Regions from separate parts of the Mus musculus genome. Here region 2 is linked to region 1. A link is a loop called in an ENCODE intact Hi-C map of the cell type or tissue named here. Cell type or tissue: gastrocnemius. All regions are shown on one strand. Links, peaks and the distances in the headings refer to the core of each region. The heading gives the core; the rest is flanking DNA. Region 1 has its middle 12 kb from the start of Gm26176. Region 2 overlaps Gm10619 (predicted gene 10619).

Region 1 (12,539 bases), core at 1,792-9,791:
AACTGGCTCTGTAGACCAGGCTGGCCTCACAGAGATCTGCCTGCCTCTGCCTTGTGAGTGCTGAGACCACACCCAGCCACTCACCTTATGTTTTAAGACAGGGTCTCTCACTAGCCAGCAAGGCCCCGAGATTCCTCCTCTCTGTGCCTCCTCAGTGCTGGGATCACAGATGCACATGTGCCTGGCTTTTGACTTGGGCACTGGGAATCTGCACTCAGTGTCCAGCTCTTTATTTTATGGGTTGTTGGTAAGCATAATTTTTTGCAACCTATGTTTAATAAGGGTTCAACCTCTCCTCTGACCCACCACCCAGCAGAGATAGCAGAAGAGATAACTGGGAGCCACTGCCTTCCCTTGAGCCGTCTGCTAAGAAGGACTGCATGACAGTGTACCACCACCACCCATGTGAGTGTGTGTGTGTGTGTGTGTGTGTGCGCGCGCGCATGTGTGTGTTTTACTAGGAATGGAGTATAGAATTTAATTTCTGCCAGGCAAACAACAATCTATTGTTGAGCCTTATCCATTGACCTTTTTTCTGTTGTTTTTGATTGGTTGCTTTGTTCTTTGGTTTGTTTTTTTTAAGACAAGGTTTCTCTGTGTAGCCCTGGCTGCCCTGAAACTCACTCAATAGGCCAAGCTAGACTCTGCCTCCCTGCTGGGATTAAAGGCATATGCCACCACTGACCAACTTTCTATTTTTGAGACAGAGTTTCATTACTTTGCCCAGGCTAGCCTGCAGCTCCCTCTGTAGTCCTGAGCAACCCCTTAAACTTGCAGCCTTCCTGCCTCAGCCTCCTAAGGAGCTGGGCTTACAAGCCTGCACCACAGGGCCTTGGCCTCTCCTTTTACCCACACTGTTTTAAATTGTGGTAAGATACACATAAAACCACCATCTCAAAGGCCTTGGAGTGGCTCATATCCATTGTAAGGGTACTCCACTTTCAGATCTAAAGGTAAGGTACAATTGGCATGTAAATATTCCTTAGTGGGTCCTCTCACTCCCTACCACATCCCACGTTTCCATAGAGTCAACCTCCCACTGCCTGTGCCGGTTGCTAGCTTCCTAACAGGATTTTTTGGGCCACCTCCCCCTCTTGTCTTACTTCCTCCGGCTCTCTTACCTGTTTTCTGGGAAAACTCCTGCCAGTGAGTCTCTCTGCTGAGGGGACACAAGGAGCCCAGGCTCAAGGCCTAATAGACATTGTGCAGCTTCTGCTCTGAGTCCATCAAGAAACAATAATAAACAACACCGCTCACGCAGACTGGAAGGTCAGCCTCCTGGTCCAAAGCAAATATCCTCAGCGAGAAGGGAAAAGTGCCCCAACTCTGACGCCATGCCAGGTAGGCAGAACGTGACTGCGCACATCTTTCTTGGGAGCTTCCAGAGTGCATCTCCCTCAGAGGGACAGTTTTAAAGAAATGCTAGGGTTTTTGTTTTGTTTTGTCTTTCCCTTTTTTTATAGTTGGTGTTTGTTGCTGTTGTTTTGTGAGGCCTGACCACAGCTACTCTACAACAGTGTTTCTCAACCTTCCTACCCTTTAACACAGTTCCTCATGCTGTGGTGACCCCAACCATAAAATTATTCCCACGGGTGCTTCATAACTAATTTTGCTACTGGTATGAATCGTAATGCAAACATCTGTGTTTTACAATGGTCTTAGGTGACCCCTGTAAAAGGGCTGTTTGACCCCCAAAAGATCACAGACAACAAGTTCAGAACTGCTTTGACCTTTCGCCAAAGGTTGTTCTCTTCAGCCCAGCATACTACTTCAGATAGGACACCGGGTGCAGTGGAAGAGGAAGGGGACATGGCCTAACCAGCCTGGTGACCAATGAGCTGACAAGGGTTGCAGCCAGCTCACCCTCACATCTGTTTTGTTGTTTTCTGTTGGTTGATTGACTGTTGAACTGCCTCATTTAGCACAGGCTAGCCTTAAACTTACTGTATAGCAGAGGATGGCCTTGAACATCTGACTTTCATGTCCACCTGAAATTACTGCCATGTGACACTATCTCAGCTAGTAGATGATGTTTCATTAAAATTACTTCTACTAGCATTTGTTTCTCTACTGTGAGTGTGTGCGTGCACATGAGTGTGTGTGTATGAGTGTGTGTGTGTGCATAAGTATGTGTGTATGAGTATGTGTGTATATGAGAGTGAGTGTGTGTGTGTGTGTGTGTGTGTGTGTGTGTGTGTGTGTGTATCAGAGGATAACTTGCAGGAGTTGATTTTTCTTCCACCATATGAGTCCCAGGAATTGAGCTCAGGTTGTCAGGCTTGGCAGCAAACACCCTTACACAATGAACTATTTCAATGCCCTACCCTATCCACCATACTTCTGCAAAGCTGCCCTTGCCAGGATAGGCTCAGTCACCACCATAAGTAATAAGGAATGCACGCAGAAGCCTCTCCCTTCCAGGAAGGCCGAAGGGACCTCTGATTGAGTTAGGAAGCTGCATAAAGAGCATCTTATAGAGACTCAAATCCCTCCCAGAGCCAGAGAAGGCCCAGAAACCACTGTCTGAACCTGGGACTGCACAGCTGTCCTCAGAAGCAGGGAGTGAGCGGGCAGTGCTCTGTGGATTCTTGGGAACAAAAAAGCCTGTTCCTTAATGAGGTTTCCTAATTTAGGGCGGGAGAAAACTTTTGAGCTATTATTAGGCAACAATAAATGGGACTCATTTAACTGTCCTACTTTTAAAAATTAACTTTGCTTTTTTAAATTAAAGAACTATTTTTATCCGAGCATGGCAACTCATGTCTATAATTTCAGCACTCAAGAGGCAGAGGCAGGAGGATCACCCTGAGTTTGAAGCTGGCTTTGGCTCAACAATGAGGAAGGCATAGGAGGAGTGGTAGGAAGAAGAGGAAGAGGAGTAGGAGGAGGAGGGCAAGAATGGAAGAAAATTATTTTAAAACATCAGAGGACTTTGGAGATCACATGATAAAACCTCTAACATGATCTTGACCTTGGTGACCAAAGTGTAGATTTAATAAACCGGATTAAATGACCTCAAAGGCTTTGTCCAGGTCTGACATCTAGATTTTGCTCTTGGGACTGGTAACTTGGGTAGTTTGGGTTTGCTTTGCATTGGCTTCTGTTTTGCAGGCTGAAGGCTAAACCCAGTATCTCACACGTGCGAGGCGGGTGTTCTACTGCGTTCCACCTCAGCACCTACGGATTGTTTACCCTCCCCTCCTCTGACTGGAGACTCCTAGAGACATGAGTTGAATCTCTCTCCTCCAAATACTTGGGATCAGAAGGACAAATTTGAGGGGTTTTGAGATATATGGGATGGGGAGGCTTGCATACACATAGTGTAATTCTTGGGAATGAGACCCAAATCTAAACACGAAAAATTCATTTACATTTTATATACACCTTGTATTCACATCATCTGAAGGTGACTTCATGCCATATTATTAATCTGCCTGCATTTTCCACAACTCATCAAACAAGGTTGTGTGGGATTTTCCACATATAAACCATGTCATTCATGGCTCAAAGTTTTGGATGTTGGCACCTTTACAATTCCAAATGATGAAGGATGCAGAATGTGTGCTTGAACCTTCGGTTTAAACACCTTCATTTTATCTCTCTTGACTCTTGAGGTCTTTAGATCCTGTTGGGGGCCATGATAGCGCCTGCCTGCTTGGGATCCTCACTCAGCTTCCACATAGATCATGCTACTTACAGGAGAAGCGGGGACATCTCCCATCTGCTATCTACACGACAGGAGGGAAACAATGTCCTTTAGGAGTTCCAGATGTTAAGTCACCCCGTGTCGTCGGAGATCTTCCAGCTGAGTTCACAATACAACTCCTAACCTGGAGAGGAAGTTCACGCACACCAGAGGGGTGGCCTGCCTGGCACGGTGAAGGCTTTAAAACCTATGCTCATAAAACAGGATGGGAAAATTCATCTGTGAGTTTTACAGCCTACAAAATTTGCAGTATGTCTTTTATGGATGCTCTTTAATGTTTCCTGCAAGGAAGATGAGCATAGACCCTGGGGAAAGTGCCGGCTCCACCTCCCTACTTGGAAACCAGACAGGCTGTCTCTCCATATTCAGAAAGGGGTCCTTTGGCAGGCAGGCATCCGGTAGTTCATCCCCATTTCTCTGGACCTCAAGCTACATAACAAAGGAAGCCGACTGCTTTTGGCATGAATTCACTTGTAAGGCCCAGGTGTTTGGGAGGCTTTCCTTTCATGTGGTTATACTGAAGAAGTGTGACACCTCCCCTCCAAAAAAAGTTAATGGGCTGGTGAGCTGGCTTAGTGGTTAAGAGCGCCGACTGCTCTTTCAAAGGTCCTGAGTTCAAATCCCAGCAACCACATGATGGCTCACAACCATCCATAACAAAATCTGATGCTCTCTTCTGGAGTGTCTGAAGACACACTACAGTGTACTTACATATAATAAATAAATAAATATTTGCCGGGTGTGGTGGCACACGCCTTTAATCCCAGCACTCGGGAGGCAGAGGCAGGCAGATTTCTGAGTTCAAGGCCAGCCTGGTCTACAAAGTGAGTTCCAGGACAGCCAGGGCTATACAGAGAAACTCTGTCTTGAAAAACAAAACAAACACACAAAAAAGTTAACATTGCTCATTGTGCATTGTTTGACATGGCCAGGGAAACAACACAGGGTGTCCTGTGGGCTTCTTTGTGACATTCACTGTTCTCGTTCCAGACCTCAGAGCCTCTCATCTAACCCTGACCTTAGTTGCCTTAGGCCTAGACCAGTCCCCAGGGTGGCTATGAGAGACCACAAAGAAATGGGTGCTCTGGGGTGGGCAAACAGCAGAGAATTCCTGCTCTAGAGAATTTGTGCCAAAACCCAAACCACTCTCCACCTCTTCTAACTTCCCCATTTCTCCCATCCAAGGCCTCACAGAGCTATCCTTTCCTGTGTTCTCTGGTTAGATGAATGGTACCAGTGACTCCTAACCCAGCCAGTTAATATTTGAGACAATGTCTCTCACTGAACCTGCAACTCGCCATTGACCACTAGAGTTTCGGACATGCACCAGTATGCCTGGCTTCTAAATGGGTGGGGCTGTCCAAACTCAGGCCCTCATTCTTGTGCAATAGACACTTTGTTGACTGAGACATCTTCCCTAGCTTGTACCTTACATTTTTGAGAAAAGGTTTTTCACTGGTCTGGAACTTGACAAGTAAGCGTGACTTGCTGGCCAGTGAACCCCAAAGGTCCACCCACTCCTCTCTGCCTCTTCAGCACTGAGATTACAAGCACATGTGATGAACATGCCACCATACTGAGCTTTTTCATGTGGGTCAGGGGGACCAAACACGAGTGTTCCTGCTAGCAAGGCAAGTAACCCATTGACTGAGCCCTCTTCCCAGTACTTTCAAGGCAAGTACTTCATGGGCTGAGTCCTCTATGCAGTACTAGCAGTTCTCTTTGACTGAATTAAATCACCGTCGTTCATTCCCTTCATCTCTCCTCGATGAGACGTTAAAGAGTATTATTTGGATGCGTGGTGAGCAATGTTAAGGAAGTATCCTTCACACCAGAGTCCATGAATGATGCCTCTGGGGCTGTGCTGTGGAGACAGCACTTTCTGGTCCTTCCTAATCCACAGTTTTAGCTCTGACCCCCATTTCTGCCTGGAATACAGCCAGCCTGGTCTGGAGGGAGAGCCACTTATCTACAGGCTCTCACCTTACCTCTCTTTTTCCAGTTGAAAAGCCAGACGCCAAGGTGTTGGCCACCCTGTTTCAAACCCTTCAGCAGATCCCCTGTTGATTTCAAAGTAAAACCCAAACTCTCTGACAAAGCTTATAAGATATGTAGGACCAATGCAACCTCATTCATGCTTCACTTGAATTTCAACTAAATACTTCTAGGACTAACCTAGGAATTCTTATGCTAGGTTATATATAACATTGGGAGAGTCTCAGCATCGTCCACAGCATTGGCCCACCCCTGCCCCTTGTTTCCTAATTCATCTAGACAATTCTTACTCATCCCTCAGGACCTAACTCCTGTATCACCTCCTCCAGGCCAACCTTACCTAGGTCCTCCCTCTCCCAGCTTGAGCTGTTTCACGTCTGGGCTCAGATCAGCAAACAGCCAGCCTGGTCTGCCGGTCTCGGTCAGTGATTGAATTTGCTGCGTGCCTGTAGGCGCATGTGGCCCCTTCCCCTCAGTCTCCCTGCAATTGATCTGAAGCATAAGACTCAGAAGCAAAGTGGTCCTTCAGTCTCTCTGAACAAGTGAGTCACTCTTCCCCCAGGAAGAGCTTCCCAGCATTCCCTCCCCGGGCAGCTCAAGGTGCCACATGATCCCTGGCCTCTCTGCTCTCCTCCTTCCCAGCATTCCCTCCCTCCTTTCCACTCCCAGTGAGCTGAGCTTTCCCAGCCGGAGCCTCCAGCGAGCAGGGATGTTTTTGCTGCTCATTACTACCCAGTGGAGATACCATCTCTTCCTTTAGGAGCTGTTCCTGCTCGGTAAACGGAAACCTGGTCACGAGCCAAGCCCAATCATCCTGAAAGGTAGCAGGCCCTTTGGAAGGAAAAGGTCTGGGTTCCAGCCTTGGCCTCTCTCTCCTCCCAAGCTTCCTGGCTCCTCCGTGACCTTGTTTCAGTCTATTGATGATGATGATGATGATGACAATGATGACGATGATGATGATGACGATGACGATGATGACGATGATAAAGTTGAGTGAGGCGGTTCAAGGCGGTAATCACTCCACTTTAGAAGGAAAGATTGGAGGATCGGGAGTTTAAGGTCAGCCAGGATCACATGAGACTCTGTTTCTCCCACCCTAAAACAAAGCTGCTTTCTCCACTCAAACTGTAAAGGGCAAGACTCACAATGGAGGCTGGGATATCTCATTTCCTCCACAGATCCTCCAGTGTTGACAGGAGGGCCAGGGTTTCAAGATCAGCTTGACCTTTACAGTCAGTGTGAGGCCAGCCTGGGATACAGGAGACTATCTGCAAAAATAATAGCTCGATACTATATGATGGAATGGACGTGTAGTTCAGTGGTTGGACACTTTAACACCAGACACCATCCTTCACAATGGAAAATAAAACCAAAACAAAAAGCATCTTCAAGATGGTGGACTTCGTGCCACCAACTTTCTTTCTTATTCTTTGGTTGGTTGGTTGGTTGGTTTTGTTTTTTAAGATAGGCACGCATGGACCTAGTCTGGCCTCACACTTGAAATGTAGTCCATGATGACCTGTTGCGCCCACCTCGGCCATCAAGGAAGACACAACACGGCCGGATTCTTCTCAACAGCCCTTATTGCAGGAACATCTCGATGCTGCTACGGGGACCCCGGGCAAGCAGGGAGGTCTGCTTATATACACCCCAGCACAGGGAAAGGCTTCGTGTCCTCCTGGGATAGGTTGAACCGCTGTCACCTAATTAGCATGTACCCGCTCGGGAGGGGTTGGCAGGGCTTACACCTGCGCTGATGTTGTTTATGACAATGGCACACCGGAAACCGGCGCCATCTTAGAGTTGGCTTCCTACAATGACCTTCAACTCAGGATCTCCCTATCTCAACCAGCAAGTGCACACTGATGGGTGTGCAGCCCGTGCCCAGCATAGGTGCTATTCTGAGGATGGCAAAGTCTGTGGGAAGCTTATTCCAAGTCTTGTGATACAGTGAGCCTGGGAGAATGGGCAATGATGGCTTTTACACACACACACACACACACACACACACACACACATATACACACACACCAGGATGCTAAGATGGTCCTGGGCAATGATGGCTTTTATACACACACACACAGAGAGAGAGAGAGAGAGAGAGAGAGAGAGAGAGAGAGAGAGAGAGAGAGAGAGAGAGAGAGAGACATACCAGGATGCTAAGATGCTCCTGGGCCACTTGTTTTCAGGGACTTTCTCAGCTCAGGACCCCATCCATCTCCACATCGGCTCTCTGGCGCCATCTTCTGTCAGTTTCCGAAACCCCAAAGATAGGGCTGTTTCTGTCTAATCACATTGTTTTTAAATAACAACCAAAAAAAGTTACATTGTTGAACATATTTCACCCTCTAAACTGAGTGTGTAATCTGGGCACTTGGAAGACTAAGCCAGGATGCTGAGGAGGCTAAACACCTCCTAATCCGATCTCAAAAAAGAGTGTGAACCTAAACAGAAAGAGAACTCTTAAAAGGTGTGATAGGATGCTCAAGTGTAGCTCCCCACAAGCGACGTCTTCTGCGGAAACAGGAAGACTCGGTTCTATTTAAGTGGCAGGCCGTGGAGAGTTTGACCATGCTCCAGTGGTCAAATGACTCAAATTGGACATGGGTCCAATTTTTATCTTATTTTGGGGGTTGGGGGAGGCCACAATGGTGCAGGGAAGGACATGGAAATTCTGAGGAATGAATTTGATCAGGGTGCATAATGTAAAATTCCCAAAGAAGCCATAGAAATTGGAAAAAAAAATAAGGCTAGAGGCAGATGGATTTCTCCAGCCCCGATGTATCTGGATTTGAATAAAAACACCCAAAAGTTGAAACTTTTCTGATTCTTGTGGGATTGCAAACAAAATCTTCCTCTGCTCCACAAAGAAATAAAGAAATGGAAGGTGCTTCTGGAACACTCCACGGGAAAAAGGGAAAAGGCCACTTTCAGAGTTATAATCCCACCACAGTTTGTACTGTCTTTGAAATGGTAAGAGCTTTAAAGTGTCCCTGTGGCCTCAAGAGACCCAGTGCTGAGGGGAGCTGGGAAAGACTGGGACATGGGCTGGGTTCCCAAACCAATTTCCCTCTGCACAGCTTCACACAGAGCCCACAGGATTCAAACAAAACACACACATGGGACCCTGGAACAGAGAAAGAAGGAAGACCGTCCTTCCACATCTGGAGCCAAGCATAAGCCGAAAGATTAATTTATGCAGGCAGATCCTTCTGTCGTGGAGAGAAAGCTGAAGAGGAAAAGCAACGCTTCCCCAGAGAGAAAGAAAGTAGATGGACGTTGTAGAGAGACATAATTTTTTTCTCTGTCACTTTTTCCAAAAACTCATGGAGCTTGTCTTGAGGCTGAAGCACTGGGAGTCTATAGTCTGCCCTTTGCTGTGTCTGTAACTCGTCATGGCCTCAGCTGCTACGATCCTCACTGGGACTAACACTGCACTCATCACTGGTCTCAAGAGTGGTCTCATCACTGGTCTTGATACGCCACATCAAGTATCCTTAGGACAGAGGCTGGCCCAATCAGGTGGTCGGCACGCTGGCACCTTCTGGTGATGCTGTGAGAATGTGAGTCCTGACATTGCTGGCAAAAATCTGCATCCTCTCCGGAGCTCACAGACAGCAGCTGGCATCCCTGGACCGCACACCAGCACTATACACCAAGTTAATCCGTTTAACTGACCAAGCAGCCAAAAATAGCCACGATTCAGAGGGGTTGGATATCAAGTTTGTCAGAATAGAGAATTGCTACTAAAAGGAAAAAAAAAATCTCACAGTTTAACAAGTGACAACAGGGTTGCCTTTCCGCAGCCTTGTCCAGTAAGTGGGGAGGACTCCCTCTAGTGGTCAGTTATATAGAGAGCCAAGTTCTCTCCACACTGCAACTCTGTTACCTTCTCCAACTGTGTCAGCCCCATCACCCTCCCCTTCCAGGGACAGGTTTAGATAAAGTGAGAAAGCCCACAGCTCATTCTCGCCTCAGCCTTAAGGGACCAGTCGAATTTCTGCTCAGAGCCCAACAATTAACATCCACACGCAAGGAATTGGGACATAACCCCTTGGTGTTCCCAAGAAAAAGAGAGGAGCAGGAACAAATGGCAGTGAGAAACACCAGTTCCTACCGCATGGAACTTGACTCAGGTTGTACAGCATTCAAGAAGACAAGTGAAAAGCCAGGCTGTTGGGAGATGGTGGAACAAGATGGGGACATGTAAAGAAGACAGGTCAGGAGCACATGTCATTAAAGGAGATATGGGGACCCAAGCCATCCTGTGTCTTTGCTTCCTGACTGTCATGAGGTGAGCACACACCTCCATTGTATGCTCTTACCATGATATACTCCGCTGCCCAGGGCCCAAAGCAACTGGGTCAAGCAACTGTCGACTGAAACCAGAAACCAAACCAAAACTGACCTTTTATCCTCTGAAGTTATTTACCTAGAGGATTTTTGTCACAGCAACAGAAAGCTGACTAACACACTGGGCCTAGCTTAGCTAGATCCTGCCTCAGGCTCTCTCAGAAGGCTAGAATTAAGGTGTCAGCCAGGGTCAGGACCTGAACTGAAAAACCAGCGGCTTCCGAGCTCACCCTCGGGGTGTTCACTAGAGCCCACCCTCAGCCTCTTGCCATGGTGTTACGAAGAAAATCCCAAGTTTGGTTGTTTAACTATGATGAAGAACATGGGCATAGGACCATCGGGTTTTGTTGCCTTTGTTTGTAGTACTGGGAATCAAACTCAGGACCTTAAATTCGTCAGGAAGGTGCTTTACTGCCGAGCTGCAGCCTTCCTACACATAGGCCAAGCTATTCTCCCAGCCGTGCCTTAGCCTCCTGCATGCTGGGATTGCAAGCAGGCATTACCACTCCCAGCTTCCTCTGCCGCTTACTAATTTGACTAGTACGGGTTTATTTTGGCTTATAGTTTAAAAGGATATAACCATCACTAAAGGAAAGGGATGGTGGCTGGTGGCCCCATAGTGGTGAGAGCACATGGCAGGACTTGATCACATCCCAGCGGACCAGGAAGCAGAAATGGGACAGGAAGTAGAACAGCCATGAACGTAAAGACCTACTCTCCATCAAAGCATTTCCTCCAGCGAGGCTCCACCTCCTAGAGATTCCTTGCAAAACAGCGTCCCCATACTTCCAACACTGTTTCAGAGCCCAGTGTTCCTTCTGAGACTCTCTTAACTATGGGGAAGAGAGAGGGAAGCTAAACAATTGGCTCAGTGGTTAAGAGCATTGACTGCTTTTGCAGAAGACCTAGGGTTCAATTCCCAGCCCTGACATGATTGATGGCTCACAACTGAACTGTAACTCCAGTTCAGGGAACCTGATGCCTGCTGACTTCCTTAAGCTCCTGCATACATGGGTTCATGCATACATTCAAGCACACACATATCTAGTTTTAAAAAAAAAGGAGGGGCTGGTGAGATGGCTCAGTGGGTAAAGCACCCGACTACTCTTCCGAAGGTCCGAAGTTCAAATCCCAGCAACCACATGGTGGCTCACAACCATCTGTAATGATGAGATCTGACTCCCTCTTCTGGGGTGACTGAAGACAGCTACAATGTACTTACATATAATAAAAATAAATTTAAAATCTAAAAAAAAAAAGGAAAGAAAAGAAAATTATATTTTAAATAAATTAAATTCTTCCCCTATAAAACAGCACAGAACGGACATTCCCATTCCAAGTGGGAGGACTAGGAAGGTAGCAAAAGATCAGACCAAAAGAACTGAAACCCAGCAGGGAGAACATTGCCACCAGGGGCTCTTGGTGCCACTATCTTGTAACCTTAATTTTTTCAAACCATAAATTAATGATGGTTCTTTTTTTTAATTTATTTTTTAACTAGGTATTTTCTTCATTTACATTTCAAATGCTATCCCAAAAGTCCCCCAGACCACCAACCCCCGCATTCCCCTACCCACCCACTTCCACTTCTTAGCCCTGGCATTCCCTCGTACTGAGGCATATAAAGTTTGCAAGACCGAGGGGCCTCTCTTTCCACTGATGGCCAACTGGGCCATCTTCTGATACATAGGCAGCTAGAGACATGAGCTCGGGAGGTACTGGTTAGTTCATATTGTTGTTCCACCTATAGGGTTGCAGACCCCTCTAGCTCCTTGGGTACTTTCTCTAGCTCCTCCATTGGGGGCCCTGTGTTCCAACCAATAGCTAACTGTGAGCATCCACTTCTGTGTTTGCCAGGCCCCAGCATAGCCTCATAAGAGACAGTTATATCAGGGCCCTTTCAGCAAAATCTTGCTGGTGTATGCAATGGTGTCAGTGTTTGGAGGTTGATTATGGGGTGGATCCCTGGATATGGCAGTCTCTAGATGGTCCATCCTTTCGTCTCAGCTCCAAACTTTGTCTCTATAACTCCTTCCATGGGTGTTTTGTTCCCAATTCTAAGAAGGGGCAAAATGTCCACACTTTGGTCTTCATTCTTCTTGAGTTTCATGTGTTTTGCAAATTGTATCTTGTATCTTGGGTATTCTTTAATGATGGTTCTTATAAATGCTTTAACCTCCCTTCTAGCCCACCACCCACCAGAGGTAGTGGAAAATAAAGGATACAGGGGAAGTGGACCTGTTTAGAAATCCTATCTGAATTGTCAGGAAATCAGCAGTTCAGTTAATAGGCCAGCAGCTCGGTCTGTTCAAAAACACTTCATAGATAATGTCAGCAGTCCAGTTCGGTAATGTTGGGAGAGCAGCAGTGGCACAGTCTAGCAGGAACAGCCAGGTCTCAGCCAAATCAGCACGAGTCAGCAGGAGGGACCAGGAGGGACTGCAGGAGAAGTTCTCAGCTCTGCGTCTCTCCACGAAGTGAAGAT
Region 2 (12,539 bases), core at 2,688-10,687, 150 kb before region 1:
TAACAGTTGTCACTGTGGTCCATTTGAAATTTTATTACTCTGTGGTTAGGGTACCTCATCACAGAATTTAAGGATGCCAAACCATTGACTGGGATTCATGGGGGACAGGTTGTCATTCAGGACGTTCTGCCAGAATGACAACAGTGTCGTCTCAAACCTTTGGGTTTTTCTCAAACATCTGTGTTTTTATACAAAGCAACTATGTTGATGGTATGGATTCTGAGTCAGTTACTTCATTTCTCCAGCTCAATAATCCCTGCCCTCTCTTGGGTATGTGGGGGGCGGGGGAGGGGGCGCATATGAAGTAGCTTAGTCAACTAAAGGCCACAGTGAACATAGAAGCATGGGGTGGTGGGGTGTAATTTCTCCAAAGGCCTCTACATTTCTCCCCACGCAGCCAGAAGTTTAAGCTGCAAAAGTTCTCCCCACTCTAAAAGCAAAAACAAGAAATGCAAAACTTGCAGGTGTTTCTGTGTGACCTCACCCTAGCCATTATCATTCTCTCTTCCATTCTGTGTTTGTCTTCTCCTGACAACACAGAACATGCTAGAGGCCAAGAGCTCAGGTGTCCACCAGTCTCGTATTTCCCAACTTGGGGTACAATGCTGACCAGTGGAGACGGGCGCTCCACCCATGTTCATGGGGAAGAGACCTGAGTAATGAGAATGCCGAAGCTGTTCTTGCTGCAGCGTGAGCCAAGCGATGAAGCCCCTTCCTCGGGATCACTTCGTATCTCCCAAGTGGGACAGAACTAAATAAAGCCCAAGTCTCGGAAGTATACAAGACTGTCAACTTAGTCATGGGAACAAAACACCCAAGCATGTGTACCTTCTCTTTGTCTGGTTCATTTTTCTGCCCTTTTTGTGTATTGAATGCCAGGGAGACTGTAGTCCTTGAGCAGGGAGCAGAAGGTCCTGGGGGAGACACGGGTAGAGGGAATTGGAGAAAGGGCCTTTCTTGTGAAAGAAGCGAAGAACAGGGAACTCTGATAAGCATTTCTGTACTTGGAGCTTCTGCTGAAGAGTCCAAACCAATTCAGTTGTAATCAAACGCTGCCCTAAGCCCAGATGCATCTTTGAAAAAGTCCCCTCGTCCCCGAGTGTCCCCCATAACTTATAAACATAACTCTGTATCTTTGCTAAAGTCAGGCTTCTGGCTAAAGTGAATATATGACAGATAGGCAATATTCAAATCAGTGTTTAAGGTACTCAGTAACCTTAGTGGACCTTGTCCCCTCTTTGTGTTACACCTCTACCTGACTCAGAAGTGCCTGTGAGCTACCCTACCTACAGGCAACTGCTCTCACCACAGGGCTTCCCAGTGCACAACAGTGCACAACAGTCCACAGCACAACTGCATTGGCTCTCACTGACCTGCTTCACGCTAGCCTTGGGATTTGTAGTACGTCTCTGCAACACATCGCATGGTCTTGCCCTGTTTTCTCTTTCTCAGAAACGGCTCATAGCTTCGAGGCCGCAGCTTTGATCACAGAATAGTTCCGGGGATGGAGGAGGGTCCCCACCCACCCCACCCCACCTCACCCCCAGTCCCTTGGGTTGTCTGTAATGGCCTTTTTCTTGGGCACTTTAACTTTATTCTGCTGGGAGGCCTCAAACCTCTGGCTTCTCCAGGTGATTTCCTAGGGGCTGTTCAGTCTTCCCAGTCCACCTGCTGTCTGGAGCCCAGCCCCCAAATCGGCAACCAGTATGTCCCAGGAGGCCGCAGGCATTTGCTTAACTATTGGCTTCACCATTCTCTGATTCCCCTGGGCTCCCTTTTTTTCCCAGCCTATACATCTCCAATGCAAGCAGATACCACACAGCACTCTCGCCCCACCCTCAAAGCAAAGCAGAGCCACAGAATGTAGACAGAGTACTCTGAGGCAGCTCCCTGACTCAGTCCTGTCCACAGGCCAGATTGAAGGTGGTCACCTGATTCTAGGAAGGCCCCACCATCTATTTGGGTCCATGAGACTAAAACAGACCCTGTCACTCACTCCTGACTTCACCCGTAGCACTTGTTCCTGCTCCCTCCTCCCAAACCAGCTGGGTTCAGAGGACAACATCTTACTCTGGCTGGATTTTTTTTTTCCATTTTAAAGCAAAGTCAACTTAAGGAAAAAAAATTAAAATAGATTCTAAGCATAGGAGAAAGAGGAATGGGCACTCAAGATGAAAGACGTGCCCAGAGCCACCAGTGTCGGCTTCTGAAAGAGGAGTAACTTCAAGTTAGTCTTTTAAAACAAAAACATGTGGACTTACATGAAGGCGCTTGGTCCAATATATGCACCTATATAAGGGCACACACAGATAGGTAATTGGCTTGTCGGGAAATTAGGGAGGCATTCTTAAAGCTCTTTGTCATACCGAAGTCTTTGTCCTCCTTCTCCAGCGCTGGCTGTAAACCACTAAATTGATTTCACAACCCACTAATGGTTCATGCCCTACAGTATAAACAACACTGCTGTATGAGACAGGCGATGTGCTTTGTTGAGCCCTGCACTCCAGACAGCCTTTTAATTCTCCAAGGGAAACGGAGAAAGTTCCAAACCAGAAATGAATGACCCAAGAGCCCTCTCTACTTCAAGGCCTGTGGAATGGATGCTCTGGCTCGCAGGGGATTCTTGGTCCCCCAGCAAAGCCTCACAGAAGGCACGGGCTGCATCCTCTCTCTCCATGGCTGCCTTCTTTCCCTCTCAGTCCCTATCCTCCCCATCCATCTCTTCCCATTGACAGAAATTAGAAGGAGACTGGGGTCTGAGCACAGGGTACTCACAGCAGTTCTGGTGGGAAGAGAGTGGATAGGCAGGGAAAAGTCAGTGTGTGGAGGACGAAGGGAAAGTCACCCTCTCTGTTCCTGTTTAGAGCTAGCGCTTTTCTCTGACGAGGGCTGACTGGCACCACAGACCAAGCAGATCCTGGTATAGCCTTTGCTCTTCCTTCTCAGACATGCAGAGGACCCACCTTTCGGATCATAGATGACATTCTTTTCCACCCAGAAAACTCTTTTGGGCAAGAACCACCACCCTTGGCCTTGAGGATCCAGCAAGAGGTGGGAGTTAATTACAGCCACTAGCCATCACTTAACACAGGGAAGCCTGTACGTGTTCTGGTCTGCCCAGGCACCTGCTGCCATCTGCAGTGAGGAGAACAGGAGAGGACTGGGGGGCTCTGCCTCCAGTTTCCCTAAGCTGTCCAGGTGCCTATGCATACATCTGCTTTCTTTCCTCTCTGTCCTGCCCTAGAGAGTGGACTTTCCTGTATTAGCTGTGACAGTCACTCTGCTTAAATGTATGGTACTTGTCATGTATAAACCTGCCCCCTTCTCAGCTCTGGCCATTCAAGATATCCTTAAAACTGAAGTTGATATAGTGACTGTGACTCAGGCCACTCTGGGGCTGGGATACTCACTCTGGTATTCCTTGATCTTTCGGTACAGAAGTTCCCAAGCTCCATCCAGAACACAAAGGCCAGGCCACTCCTCCACTATCTTCTTCCCTATCTTTGCATGTCTATGCGAGCGTCCTATCAGCCAGGTCTTTCCCAGTCCAGAGGTGACCTTTGTGTGGAGTGTGCCTCGATTGTTAGGATCACCACCACCCCAAGGTCTGTGCTTGAAGGTCACAGGAGACTCTCGGAAACCTTCAAACTCGGGCAAGCTGCAGGCTCTAGACCCATAAAACACAATCCATGCCCACAGGGAATTTACAGTGTCTTTGGAGAGAAGGGTTACAGAGGCAGGCAAGCTTGCAAGGGAGGAAACAGACCGGGCTTGTGAGGTTAGGAAGGGAGTCACTGGAGGTAAGAATGCACAGGAAGGGCTCAGAAACAACTGCAGACACTTCCAGACAGGGAATGGAAGGTGGCTGTGGAGAAAGATAGGAGGCCCAGAGCATGAGGAAAGAGATGCAGCCCTCACACCAAGTTACAGAGTTTGGACTTTAATCTGTGGGCAATGGGAAGCTATTTGGAGACTTTATGAGGAAGGAGTTAATAGGTACTAAGTGGCTCCAGGGAAGAATGGAGTGTCAGGCCCATGGAAAGGCCTGGAAGGGTTGAGCCTGGAGGCTGAGGTCAGATGTTGACTTAAAAATTGCCGGGCTGAAGAGAAGGGCTTGCTATAATTGGTTGAATAGCAGTGGTGTTAGGGTCAAAGGTGACATCCAGGTCTCCCGGGATGGGAGAGGTGAGTACCACATTGCAATGAGGGGCTTGCTAGTATTTGAAAATAGGACCCAGAAAGGTTCTCTGTATGACTCTTCACCATTTAGCTGAAGCCCTAGCCAAGGATGAATTGATTAGCTTATCTACTGTCTGCACACCGCCCACACTCAACGTCCCTTCCTTCTCTTTAGGCATCAGAGAATCGGCTTCCTGTGTCTGAGCATTTCCTTTTCCTCTCCTGGTACTAAATCCCAAGTAAGTAGAGGTGGCTTAGACTTGACAGCCATCCTCAAGTCACGGGCCATGACTCAACTCCCGGAAATTCACCTTGTTCCACTAAGGGTCTGGAAGCCACCATAGGCTGGATAATTGATGAATGCTGGAGTCATAGATGTTGCCTGGACCTGGTCTCTGAAAGGCTCAGACCCCTGCAGGTCGCAATTTTCTAGGATCTAAAAATTGTGATCTTTGGACAGGGTGGGCTGCAGATGACTCTACAGCTCTAGTGAGCGAGCCACCATCTGAAACCCTGTCAGCTTTTTCTTCTTGTACCATTTGTCCCGTGTCTTCAGTGCCAAGGTCCAGTGCACCCAGCTCCAACATCCTGAATGGGGCCAAGGGCACATACTTGGTCCTTTCTATCTCCTAAGCATTGGCTTGGTGCTTCTAATGGATATATGGTACCAGCAATGCACAGTGCAGTCGGAAAAGACAGGCACAAAGGCAACAGCCTAAAGTATGGGGTATATTCCCTCCTGGTATAAAACCAGGTCCAAGCCCGTGCCTCTCTTCCCTCATCAGCATAAACTGATAGCCACTTGTATCTATTCCCAAACTCAACAGGGAGAGTAAAATAATCTCCTGACTCAACTCGGTCCTGCCCTATGTTAGCTTTCCACTGCTGTGACAAAATGCCTGAGAAAAATCACTTAAAGGAAAAGAGGTTTAATTGGCTCATGGTTTCCAAGGCTTTGGTCCATAGTCACTTGGCCCCATCACTGTGGGCTTGTGTTGAGGCAGAACATTATAGCACACAATGTGTGTGGTAGAGCAGAGTTACTCGGTAGATAGTATCCTAGGGTGTGCATTCAAGGGCCTTTCCACTCACACTGCCATCCAAGTTCCCTTCACCTCTCATCAGCCCACTCATCTGGTACAGTGGAGTAACCCACTGAACCAGAACCCAAAGCCCATCATCAGTCAGTCACCACTGCCTACACATGGCTTTGGAGGGACACTTTAGATCCAAACCCTAACACAGCACACCCTTCTGGCTTGCACTGATTTCTTCACAGATACCTCTATCAATCCTTTGTTCAATGGATTTGAAGTACTTGGGAACTATATTCAGGGAATTGACAGCATGCTGCTTTATGATGGATGTTGGCTCCAACTTCATGTAAGCAGCACTCCCCAACAGTGTAAGTGGTAAGACATGCCACCCTGTGAGAACCAGGGGAAGATGTGAGGGGAGGTGCCAGAGGTGTCCATTTGTTGGTGCTGGCTCTCACCCCGGGTCCCCTGGAGGGTGTCAATCTCCTAAGCTTTTTCTCTTTGCCCTTCTCATCCAACTCCCATCCCAGATACAAGACCCATATCATTGGGAGACCTTCATAAGCCATGGCAACCGTTCTCTTGCTTAACCTAACTCACCCAAGGCTCAGGTAGGCCTCTTCTCCCTTCCTCCCCATCCACCTGAACATGTCCTCCCCATCAAAGGAAGAGGAAGGCGGACAAAGAAGACATGGAAACAGTGTGAATCCAGCCAGGAATGTGTGTCTTGGCCCAGGGTGGGTAGAAACTTCCAGAAGTGGTAATGCTACACACACATTTTACTTCTGGCTTGAGGTCTCCTCAGAGACCCTTTTCACTGGGTGTGAGCCCAAAGTAGGAGGTGAATTAAGTCCTTCCAAAGAGTTACATCCCATGTTGTGTTCAGTTGGCAAACTTACCCCTTCCTTGTGCTTTCAACTGAAAACAGTCAAACTTACTTGTAGGCTAACTCTAAATGGACTTTGGCCCCAGGTCAATTCTGGCCCTACAAGCAAGCACCCACTTTTCAGGATGCACAAAGATGCATCTTGGGCACAGCTCTGGCTTTGTGCTGAACACACCTTCTCCAGGGAGAGTCCTTGAGAAGTCCCTCATTTGACCACAAAGTTTGACTGCCAGGAGCTTGATTCAAACAATCCTCGCTTTGGTTGGGCTCCTCTTGGTGAGGACTGAGTTATAAATGTCCAGTAGAGAGTTGGACCCTCACCGGCTCCCCATGTTGGGCCTTTATCTCTGCCACATGGTGGCACTGTTTAGCACTGGTCAGGCCCTGGTCCACAGACTCTACCTGGTCTCCTTTCATTAAAAAGATAGGTTGGCACTCCCTGAGGGAAAAACCAGGGAGTACTCCACAACCACTGCCAGAGCATATCCAAGATGCACCCCTGTGTGGCTGGGCCAGGAGCTGCTTTCTCCCTGCACCACACCCTGTACAGAGTATCACCCATTCTCACACCCCAGTTCACTCTGGAGTTCCTTTCACAGAGCACATCTTCACATGTTGCTCTGTGTCTTAATTTGATCCACCCACGCCAAAAAGCCAAGGTGTATCACTGGCACCTAGAAGTGAGGTCTTTTCCCGTTAAATCCCTAACCCTGGGTCAGTAGGCTCACCTAGCATTCATGTAACTGGTTTAGGCCTTCAGGTGACTTGAAGGCAGGTCAGACAGGTTCTGGAATATTCTCCACACGTCTTAAATGAGTACTTCCATCCTGCTGCTGCGTAACTAAGAGGAGAGGCTTGTTTAAGAGAAGAGATTAGCTTCTCACAATATTCCAAATGTGGAGCCAACTGTATTTATTCCTTCTGTATGTGTTTGGGGCCATGATACCTGCTTGGAGAATCTGGTCACCATATGGTGACCATATGGTGATCTTCAGGTTAGCCCTGATATTTCACTAAGGGCTTATCAAACCAAATCTAACCAAACTTGTGTGAGTTTTTATACCACACCTCATGGAGCACTCTATTTTTAGAGTTGGAAAGGATACTTTCCACTGGACCTACTATTCTAGAAAAAGAAATATTCGTCAACCTCTAACTCATAAGTAGCACTTGTTAAGTGATACATAGGATTCATCTAGAAAACACTAACCTTATTCCCGCCCTTGGGGCTGGGATCATGCAAATTATCTCAATTGCCCCTGTTCATCACTTCCTTAAATGTTTGTAGGATGCAGCTGGGATGGTTAGAAGCCTAAATACACCAAGCCATACTGGCATGTGTTCCCTTGTGGCAGACCCCAACCACAACCTCCAGATTTCTTTTCTAGATGTTCTTCTCACCATACCTCTTATGCCTGGCTTCTAGAAACACTGTTGAGTAACAGTCTTCAGCCAAAAGAAAAAAAATAATCTGTTAAAGGTCACTTATAAAATTATAAATTTCTCATGGCCATAAAAACTAATCTTTGTTGATGAACTAAAGCTTATTATATTAGACCTGGATAGAAAGTAATTTGGGGAGAGAATAAAGGAGAGGTGCCGTCCAGTCTGAAGCCTTTGTGGTTTAAATCATACACTTTTGACATAGTTATGTTTCACACTTTTGTAATCTTGAATTTTTAAAGTTTTGATAAATGCCATTTCTTGGTTAAATTTAATCAGGGCCATCTTGGCAGATATTATACACTGGAAACCAGGATTTAGCATCATAGCCCAAAAAGAGTCTTTTGGAAATACCATCAAGTCAGGTTGCTTATATTGAGTGTCAATAGTTAGACATGCTTTGAAATGTGCTAAATGCAATCAATTCCGAGCCCTCTACCAATGTAGTAGGAAATCTCCACTTTACCAACAAGACAAGGTACACAGCCCCTGTCTGTTATCACAGAAGAATGTCTACCGTGGGTAAATGTGAGTTTGATAGCCATTCATATCTGCTTATGACTTAGAAAAGACACAGAGACGTGAGTCCCTTGTGTGCTGGTGGGATAGGCTCCCCATATCTGCTCAAACATGTTCCAAGATTCCCAGTGATGCCTGAAAATGGGAATACATCACACCTAAGTTTAACTGTGTATTTCTTATACATACAATAAACTCTAGCTTGGAATTAGGCACAATAAGAGATTAACAATGATTGTAACAATGTCAGTATCGTTGGTCTGAGACCTCCAGGCTATCATTTACATGATAGTTACCTGAACTCAAGCAATAAGCCGCCATAATAGCTTATTATAATGACTGTGGACCTGAAGAACAGGACACAGCTCTAAGGGACTACTAGTAGGAGGGTCAAAGTGGTGATTGACAGCCTAGAAGACATGGAGGGCAACACAAAATTTCATTAGACTACTCAGAACTGCACATAATAAACTTGTTCATAAATTCCTCATTTCGTATTTTAGGATTGCCAGTTGATGTCAATGAACTGGAGCACAGGGAAAGTCAAATCTGAAACAAGGGGAACCAGAATGGCATGGCTTCACTGTTGCCAGTTAGAAACACTTGAAGGGGCAAACAACCCGACTTGTAGTAAGCTGTCACATACCGCATGTCAGTGGTTGTTTACTGGGGTGACATTTTGGAAATCTGTATTTTTTGAAGGACACAGGAAACTACTTTTCAGAGGTTTGGTTTTTTGGGTTTTTTTAAAGAGATGTAAGCTAGGGGAACATCTAGCTGCGGCTGTTCTCAGAATGATTCAGGCTAGCAGAAGGAGCATAGTCCTTTTTGCGCTCTTATACTAGGTTTGGAAGGTTTTGATTAAAAAAAATTTTTAATGTAGATTCTTCGTACTCATGAGGCACATGGTGGATATTGTTGATTGAAACTGAATTGCATCCACTTCAAACTTAGATCAGACCAGGTATGGGAGCAAATGCTCCCATAGAATAGAGTGTCACAGCATGTCCCTGGCCTGCTGGTCAGTCCTCAGGGAAGTTCCAGACCACTTGAGGCTGCACAGCAAGACTCTGTCTTCAAAAATAAAAAGAAACAACTGCTTTCGTGGTATATTTTTAATTGTCGAAACTTATACTCCCCAAAAGGTATATTTTCATATTTCTGTGTCATATTTCCAAATAATGGATTATTTCACCATCCCATTTACAACATGCTGCTCAAAGAAAGTTTTTAATCCTGACTTTGCTGAAATACTTGTTCATTTGCCCTCTGAACACAGTTCTTGAGGCACCAGAAACCTCTATTATTATTATTATTATTATTATTATTATTATTGGATATTTTCTTTATTTACATTTCAAATGTTATCCCAACTCACAGAAACCCCCTTCCCATTCCCCCTCCCGCTGCTTCTATGAGGATGTTCCTCCACCCACCTACTCACTCCCACCTTCCCACCCTCGTTTCCCCTACACTGGGGCATTGAGCTTTCATAGGACCAAGGACCTCTCCTTCCATTGATGCCTGACAAGGCCATCCTCTGCTACATATGAAGCTGGAGCCATGTGTACTTCATAGTTAGTGGCTTAGTCCTTGGGAGCTATGGGGGGGTCTGGTTGGTTGATATTGTTGTTTTTCCTATGGGGTTGCAAATCCCTTCAGCTCCTCAGTCCTTTCTCTAACTCCTCCATTGGGGACCCCCAATGCTCAGTCCAATGGTTGGCTGCAAGCATCCCCCTCCATATTTGTCAGGCTCTGGCAGAGTCTCTCAGGAGACAGCCATATCAGGATTCTTTCAGCAAGCATTTCTTGTCATCCACAGTAGTATCGGGTTTTTTTGGTGACTGTACACAGGATGAATCCCCAGGTGGGACAGTCTCTGGATGGCCTTTCCTTCAGTCTCTGCTCTATACTTTGTCTCCATATTTGCTCCCGTGAGTATTTTGTTCCCCTTTCTAAGAAGCACCGAAGCACCCACACTTTAGTCTTCCTTCATTTTGAGCTTCATGTGGTCTGTGACTTGTATCTTGGGTATTCAGAGCTTTTGGACTAATATCCACTTATCATTGAGTGCATACCATGTGTGTTCTTTTGTGATTGGGTTACCTCACTCAGGATGGTATTTTCTAGCTCCATCCATTTGCCTAAGAATTTCATGAATTCATCATTTTTAATAGCCGAGTAGTATTCCATTGGGTAAATATATCACATTTTCTGTATCCATTCCTCTGTTGAAGGACATGTGGGTTCTTTCCAGCTTCTGGCTGTTATACATAAGGCTGCTATGAACATGGTGAAGCATGTGTCCTTGCTATCTATATGTTGAAGAATCTTTTGGGTTTATGCCTAGGAATGGTAGAGCTGGGTCCTCAGGTAGTACTATGTCCAATTTTCGGAGAAACCGCCAGATTGATTTCCAGACTGGTTGTACAAGCTTGCGATCCCACCAGCAATGGAGTGTTCTTCTTTCTCCACATCCTCGCCAGCATCTGCTGTCACCTAAGTTTTTGATCTTAGCCATTTTGACTGATGTGTGGTGGAATCTCAGGGTTGTTTTGATTTGCATTTCCTTGATGACTAAAGATGTTGAACATTTCTTTAGGTGATTCCCTGCCATTTGATATTCCTCAGTTGAACATTCTTTGTTTAGCTCTGTACTCCATTTTTAATAGGGTTATATGATTCTCTAGAGTAACTTCTTGAGTTCTTGTCTCATAAAATTGAGAAAGGCAAAGGACACTGTCAATAGGACAAAACAGCAACCAGCAGACTGGGAAAAGGTCTTCACCAATCCTACATCCAATAGAGGGCTAAACTCAGTTCCTCCACAGGAGCAGCAGACAGGAATACTTGATTTGGGGGGGGGGGAGTGATGGCTATTTTTGGTTGTCAACTTGACTACATCTGGAATTAACTAAAACCCAAGTGACTGAGTACACCTGTGAGAGGGTTTTTTTTTTCCTTAATTAAATGGAAGTGTGAAGACCCACTTTTAATCCAGACCTTTTGAGATGTGAAGATCCACCTTTAATCTAGGCCACGACTTCTAGGGTAGCCTATCTAAAGGACAGGGAAGCTTTTGTCTTTTCCTATTTGCTCTTGCTCTCACTGATAAGTCAATTCGCTGCCATTAGACTAGCATTAGAGCGTACTTCTTTGGCATTCTGGCCTCTACTAAAGACCAGCTGAGACATCCAGCCTAATGGACTGAACAGTGACTAGAAAGTTCTTCAGATTTCTCAAATGGAGATCTCAAGGGGAGGAAGTCAGCTCATGGTCCTATTTTCTGCCTCTGTTGTGCATCAGTGGTCCAACATAAGGGCTGCCTTGGCTTCCTATTTTCAGCAATTCAGTCTGTTATAGAACAAAAGCAAAGAAGGCCAAAATAATGAGGAGGAACTGTGGCAGCTGACACTGGGTCCTGAAGATGCTCAGAGTACCCCTGAGCTGAGCAAGTCGATTCACAGGATCCCCATGCTTTGCTTTAAAGGTAATTGCTTTTGACTGCTTGAGATGTTTGCACAAAACCGTCCCCCATGGTTTTTTTTTTTTCATCCCTTTAAATGTCTCGAGTTGATGCCTGCAGGAGGGAGGAAAATACCCACTAGATGAAAGGCCCTGTGACAAGGACTTGGAAAAATTGCACAAGAGTTCAGTTCTAGTGGTTTCCTATCAAGGTTCCAGAAATACAAGCCCTACCTACTGTGCTTTTCTCTGCCCCCAACTCTTACAACAACTTTCTTCATGTGATTCCAATTGAGCCTTCTGCTCAAGCACCATGCAGTAAGACCACTATGGACTGACTGTACTCAGCTACCATGTGCTCAGCGAGCTCAGAAAGGCAGGGAAATGTTCCTGAAATGCAGGTTCTCCTAGCCACCCAACACCGCAAAGTGGCACTGTGCAAACGTCTTAAACTCAATCGTAACTTGAATATATATATTCCTCTAAAGCGTGGAATTTCCATATTCAACCCAACAACCAAACAGGACCATGTAACTTGACTTGAAGTTCTATAAGAGAAAAAGGAAGTCTTAGATATCTGTAGACTATGTCTATGCACTGAGATGCTACAAGTTGCCTGGCAAGCAGGATTAATAAGGGATTATAAACTGAGCATGGAGGCTCACATCTGTAATCACAGAACTCAGATGGCAGAGGCAGGAGGCAGCCTAGGCTATAAAGACTCTGTCTCAAGAAGAAGGAAGGAAGGAAGGAAGGAAGGAAGGAAGGAAGGAAGGAAGGAAGGAAGGAAAGGAGGAAGGAAGGAAAAATAAAGGAAGAAAAAAGAGGTAGGATGATGTGAGAGAGAAGTGGAGAAGTGGGAGAAAGAATTAGGAATAAGAATATGGTCAGATACAAAGTCAACATATCAACATCTCCAGATTCAATATTTTAATTATATATATATGTATATGCATTCCTATAATATAAATTCAACCTTCTCAGTCTGCATAATGTTATTGTATGTATAT

What was found. Hi-C counts contacts between places; a loop is a spot of excess contacts. Peaks named below come from ENCODE experiments on the same cell type or tissue, not always from the same donor. Only the 100,000 strongest peaks of a DNase experiment are listed, where the experiment ranks them.
Region 2: it touches region 1 in a loop (8-fold over the local background); 18 of 42 quality-filtered maps call a loop at or near these places.

The regions. Positions count from the first base shown.
Region 1 is chr7:73,651,382-73,663,920 of GRCm38, reverse strand. No RefSeq gene overlaps it. Among named protein-coding and RNA genes, the nearest start is that of Gm26176, 12 kb to the right of the region's middle. In gastrocnemius, for the core only: CTCF peaks have their summits at 7,961 (motif pointing left) and 9,546 (motif pointing left); DNase peaks (open chromatin) are centred at 6,483, 7,937, 9,301 and 9,528.
Region 2 is chr7:73,803,390-73,815,928 of GRCm38, reverse strand. Gm10619 (predicted gene 10619) reads left to right here. Exons shown (of 4, transcript NR_077222.1): 2 at 4,355-4,418; 3 at 5,459-5,562; 4 at 5,747-7,707. Among named protein-coding and RNA genes, the nearest start is that of Gm10619, 6.8 kb to the left of the region's middle. In gastrocnemius, for the core only: a CTCF peak has its summit at 6,445 (motif pointing right); a DNase peak (open chromatin) is centred at 6,483.